Linked DNA regions of Homo sapiens: region 1 is linked to region 2. Evidence: chromatin contacts called from ENCODE Hi-C or POLR2A ChIA-PET data. All regions are on one chromosome and are shown on one strand. The core of a region is the stretch at or near the end of the contact, and the rest is flanking DNA. Distances in the headings are between cores, read along the strand shown.

What was found. Hi-C counts contacts between places; a loop is a spot of excess contacts on that map. ChIA-PET counts read pairs that join two places held with the same protein, here RNA polymerase II (POLR2A). Pooled maps may share reads with other maps.
Region 1: a pooled map shows a loop between it and region 2 (2.3-fold over the local background). The contact joins two enhancer-like sites. A Hi-C loop is called at or near these places in 1 of 50 pooled maps. POLR2A ChIA-PET finds 5 or more read pairs at or near these places in 2 of 52 experiments (BJ and activated T-cell).

What each region holds. Positions count from the first base shown.
Region 1 is chr2:38,114,004-38,116,896 of GRCh38, forward strand. All of the region lies in intron 3 of LOC107985871 (a long non-coding RNA gene), which reads right to left. Among named protein-coding and RNA genes, the nearest start is that of CYP1B1-AS1, 16 kb to the right of the region's middle. Within about 2 kb of position 1,393, at least 8 of the 41 ENCODE cell types and tissues checked have a DNase peak (open chromatin) inside an H3K27ac peak, as active enhancers do.
Region 2 is chr2:37,652,571-37,655,270 of GRCh38, forward strand. All of the region lies in intron 1 of CDC42EP3 (CDC42 effector protein 3), which reads right to left. Among named protein-coding and RNA genes, the nearest start is that of CDC42EP3, 18 kb to the right of the region's middle. RefSeq lists enhancers at 1,502-1,711, 2,379-2,438. Within about 2 kb of position 1,386, at least 27 of the 41 ENCODE cell types and tissues checked have a DNase peak (open chromatin) inside an H3K27ac peak, as active enhancers do.

The sequences.
Region 1 (2,893 bases), core at 143-2,642, 460 kb after region 2:
AAGAGATGACAAATGCCATTGTGTAATTTAGTTCTTCATATCAGTTTGTCATTCTGACTCCTTTCTATTTAACTGGATGCTTTGTCAGACTTTGTAATCTAACCATGTGAAGGGCAGTGAATAAAGGATTAACGAAACCCTTTCCAGTTTTGCATGAGCATTTGATTTTTGGCTAACTTCCTAGCTCTGTTCCCATGGAAACCTGATAAAGGAAAGTACAAGTGGGCCCTGATTGGTAAATCCTATCTGGATTGGGACAACTATAAATACCAGAGAAGAAGCCATATTTTCGAGTTTCCCTAAGTGCAGTGACCCTTGTAACTGGCATGACCTTGAGAAGACCATGAAAGTTATGGCCATGGAGTTCCTCCAAGAGATATTAGCTGCTGTGAAATACAGGGCCTCTCATATAGTGTGGCCTCCACACCCCACTGATGTGAGTCTCATTTCTTCACAACTCAGTCCACATGGGGGCCAAAGAGAATAGCTTCTGCCCACTGTGTGGATGGCTTTGTGGTCTGCTGCGAGGTCCCGCAGAAGAGGAAGTCTGGATGTGCCCTACTGACATGCTCTGCCTCCTGGCCTATGAATCTTCTGGGTCAACTGCTGTCTAGAGTGGGCCTTGGCAGTCTTGTGAGTTTGCAGGTTTAATAGAGCCTTATGAGACCTCCTGGTGGGTCTTGTGGATGGAGGTTTTCACTTTTACTGGTTTGAATGAGTGCATTTGCCTGTGAAGCTGTGAGCATGAGACAATGTCCAGTCTTATGGTTTTTACTAATTGCCAGTTTTTCTTTACAAATTAAAAAATAATTTTGTAATGAAAATTGGCAGGTCCCACTTGAGAATATTATACTAAGTGAAATAAGCCAGTGACAAAAAGACAAATACTTTTTTCCACTTCTCTGAGGCACTCATATTCATAGACATGGGAAGTAGAATACTGTTTGCCAGGGGCTGGGAGAGGAGGTAACGGAAAGTTGCCGTTTAATGGATGCAGAGTTCCACCTTTGCAAGATGGAAAGAGTTCTGGAGACTGGTTGGACAACAACATGAATGCACTTAACACTACCGATTGTGCACTTGGTTTAAAAACTGCACATTTGTAAAATGGTTAACGTGGCAAACTTTATGTTATATGTATTTTACCATAATTTAAAAATTTTTTTTAATTGACAGTTTCCTCTAAATATCACACTTAAATCATGTTTTCAATACACAGACTAATTCTAAGTGTTTCCAAATTTCCTTCTAAGTAATATAGGAAGATTTTGTGTTACTTTTCCAATTTCATCCTGCAACCACGGTTAAAAATCACTACTATTCACTTCTTACCATTTGATCTGTTGACAGTTTCAGCCATCAGTCACTGCCGGCTCCCACTTCATTTAGTTACCATGTCCCTCACTAACACAAGATCGCCGTCTAGGGGCCAATCGTAGAACTACAGGCTACACAGAGGAGAAGGGAGCCAGGCCACCTTTCCCATGCATCCCACTCCTTGAACAGAAAGAGCAACTAAAAAGGGAGGCAGGAGTTCTAAGCACCATCTTTTTTTCACCAGTACAGTTTCCAAGATCTTGCTGCTATGAAAATAAAGATCTCCTAATATTTATAGTACTTGAGGTTAGAATAGTCTTCTAGGTAGAGTACTAATATCTTGCTGATAAAGCTTTTGATGCTGAATCCTTGATTATTCTCTTAATATAATATCTTCTGTGCGAATAAGGCTAAAATGCTTGCATACACTCTTGTACTCACTTAGGAATGTAATAGAGCAGTTTGGGAGAGTGACTGAATGCTTCTGCTTTGGGCAAATTTGCCACAAAATCATATTATGCAATCACAGGGTCACAGAACATTAGAACTTAAAGAGCTTTAGAGGCCCGTGGTCTCTAGCAGATCCCTTTGAGAGTCTGATAAAAATTAGAGGTTTACGTACCATAAAATGCTATTTTGCACAAAGCTTTGAATACCATTTTAAAATTTCATCATAGATGAAGAATTCCAGCTTGAATCCCACCCCATAATTTGGAAGTGAAGTTTCTGAGAAGCATCCTGTGTGAAGAAGCAGCTAAACAGAGGGGAATGGGAGTCAGAACTGGATGTTGGAAAGAGATGTGATCCCACAGACAGTGTAATGCTGGGTTGGAACCAGCCCTGGTCAAACCCATTCCCCCGAGTGCACATGTGTTCCAGGGAGAAGCTTGCTGGGGAAGAGAGCAGCAATTTGCCCACCAGAGGCCCAGATCTCCTGGGAGAAATCAGCTGCCATGGAACAGGAGTTTTTCTTCATGCTAGAAAGGGAAAAGAACATGAATAAGTGGCAATCCAGGGACAGCCAGAAGGAACCTGGACAATGGCTCACCGGCTGAGCAGAGATAGAGTTGCACTGGGTGGGGGGGGCGGGGGTGGGGGGCAGTTGACAGCAGCCTGGATTGTGAGCAAGGAGTACGAAGAAATAATAATTGAAGTAGCAGAAGGTAGCAAGGGGTGCAGACCAAGAGCACAGGCACTGCAGAGAGAAGTCTGGATTATTTGTGAGGACTTTCCCTAGGGACTTCTAGAAAGAAATCACTAGTGAGGTCTAAAAGAAGACTGGACTTCCAGTGTGGTGATAGGAACATTGCTCTTTGAGTTCTTACTACAAATGAGGAACTTTGATTTGCCAGGAAACAAAGGGTTCAAAGAACCAATTGTGATATATTTTGGCTTAAATCCCCCCCACTGAAATATGACAGGAGTCAAATTGGGGTACCAGGTAAGTCTTGTGAAGGTGCTGCCTGGGGAGTACCCAGCTGTCTGGCACTTTCATAATATCTTTCTGAACCTCAGTTTCCTCATCTACAAAATGGGATTAGGACTTGTTGAGCATCAAGGTTCCTTCCGACTTGAA
Region 2 (2,700 bases), core at 136-2,635:
CTTTCCTGCAACCAAGGGTCAAGTCATGTGGTCACCCAGGCTGGAGTGCAGTGGCATGATCACAGCTCACTGCAGCATCGAAACCCTGGGCTCAAGCCATCCTCCTGCCCCAGCATCCTGAGTAGCTGAGACTACAGGTGCACAACACCATTCCCAGCTAATTAAAAACAATTTTTTTTTTTTTTAGAACAAGGGGTCTTGCCATGTTGCCCAGGCTGGTCTTGAACTCCTGGCCTCAAGTGATCCTCCTGCCTCAGCTTCCCGAGCAGCTAGGCTTACAGATGAGCCTCACCATGCCTGGCTCTCTAGTTTTCTTGCATTTCTCTACTCCCACTATCTTACCTAAATCTTAAAAGACAGACAAAGGTTCTTATAGTTAGCCCTTTCTCAAAAACCTTGACCCTGAAATTTGAACTTCCCACAATTATTCCTGGTTTCTTTCTAGTTCCACAAACTTTCTCCTAGTTCTTGGATCATGGTTTGTTCCTCTTTCCCTTCATAGATAACACTGGAGATAACATTCATCTCAGAAGTTAGATTCCTTTAAAAACAAATGCTCTAGTTCCTGGGGCACTAGAGAGAAAAGATTTGCCAACAAAAGGGTCCAGCTTGCCAGTCAGTCATGTGGCAGGTCAGAGAGAACACATGTGGCAGGCAGACAGGTGGGCACAGTGCTGCTGAGAACGGACATGCTCCCTTACAGGTTGTGTGAGAAATCCAAGAGTTTCAATACACAAAAGGACCGGAGAGGAAGCTACGGCCCTGGTTTTTATAAGGAAGGAAGAGAGCCGGGTTGCACTAGGCTAGACAATTCTAGTTTCTTGTGACTGACTGAAGCGTAAATGACAGTGATAATGATAGAAATAATCACAGCAGTAATAAATAATTTGGTTAAGAAAAAAACTGAAGCGGTGCTTTGCTTCATTTCTTACCATCTTTTTGGCAAACAGAATGATGCTGAAAATATCAAAACAGGGCAGCAGCCAGGAGGAAGGGAAAATCAAGCGGTTTTAAAAAATGACAGACAGAAAAATCAGCTCCTAAGTTACTTAGAGTTGATGCACTGGCAACTTACAGGACTCTGAAAAGAACCAAGGAGTTGGGATATTTTTAAAATTCCATTTATTTTAAAGGAATGTTTGGTTTGCCTACTAATTGTTTTTAGATTAATTCTTAGTGGAGAGAAAAAGTAAAAAAAAAAAAAAATTGCATCCTGCAAAACAGGTTGCAGTGTTAATTTAAAACACACATGTATAAAAATGGGCAGGTGGGTTGAGGGGTGCTACTGCCCCCAGGGACCTGCGGCTCTGTTCTTTTCTCCTCCTTGCAGGAAGTGAGCCTGCATCCGACTTCCCCTTTCTGGCTCGGTTGTCACATCCTTCAGGGACATTCCAGCTTCTGATCACTTTTCGCTTTGCCTCAGCACAGTCGCACTATGCGGCCAGTCACGGCACCACTGCACTACTGCACCATCTGAGCCCCATGCCAGAGTATCCAGCGACTCCTCCTGCATGTTGGAACCAACAGTCCTAGGGGAGGATGATGACTCGGCCAAGTACCCTCCGCCGCCTCCCTACCCCCAACCATCTGTGGGCTATGTCTCTCTGCTGCCAACCAGAAGATAATAATTCCACTGTGCCAAGCGCCCAGAACATGATCCTAGGCTCCACATTTAGAAGGGATAAAGGCTACCTGGAACATGTCCCCGCATGTTCAGAGGGAGGCAAATGGGAGGAAGTGAAGGAGCTCGATTAGGACATGTGAGAAGAGGCTGAAGGAATAGAGCAGCTTAAAGAGAACTCATAGAAAGAGAAAACTAATCTTAAGGGATCTGAAGGATTCATTTAATTGTAATGAAAAGGAATTAACTTGTTCTGGGAGGCCCTAGAGCTACCAAGCAGAAACTACAAGGAAAGATTTTGGCTCCTCCAAGTAACAGCTCAGGTTTCTCAAAAGATGGAATGGGCTGGGGTGGGGAGGGGACAGCAAGTATGGCCATGGGATGAAGCTCTCACAGAGGGGAGGGCGGTTACCCTGCGCCTCCCTGACAGTGCGTGAAGGGAGGTGTTCACGTTCCCATTTATTCTGAGTTTCCTGTATGGGAACACGATCACTGCCAATTTCCTTGTAGTCCCATGTCACTTTTCCATAGAAAAACGCACACGGACTTTCCCTTGAAGAAGCTTTCTCTTTGAACACGGCAGTCTTCTTACTAATATAGAAATGACCAGCCAATCTTTGGGATCAGAAACACTAAAATATTACTACAATGTGGACGCTCATGTCAATCCTTTTACAAACCTCTGTAGGAGTGCTTCTCTGAATAATTTTAAAATTGAAGGGGAAAAAAACCCCATAGTGTTAGATTTTCATTTAAGTTCAATGCTGAATTTCTAAGGCGGAAATCAGTGTAACCAGAAGCACCCAGTAACCCGAAGGGGATGCTTTTCATATTTTCAGTCTGTTTAACTCCACCCATTTGAGAAGATAAGAAGATGCCTTTTCTATTTTTAGATTCTTACCCTCTCCCCATATCATCTAAACTGAGGACATAGCTCTAAGCTTCAAGACTATGAAACTCTATTAGCTGGCTCCCCAGCTGCTGAGCTCTGTTATGCAAATGAACTTAGCCAGAACGAGCAGGCGGTATTTTAAAGACCCATTCAAAGTCTGATACATCTCACCTTCCATTATTTTAAA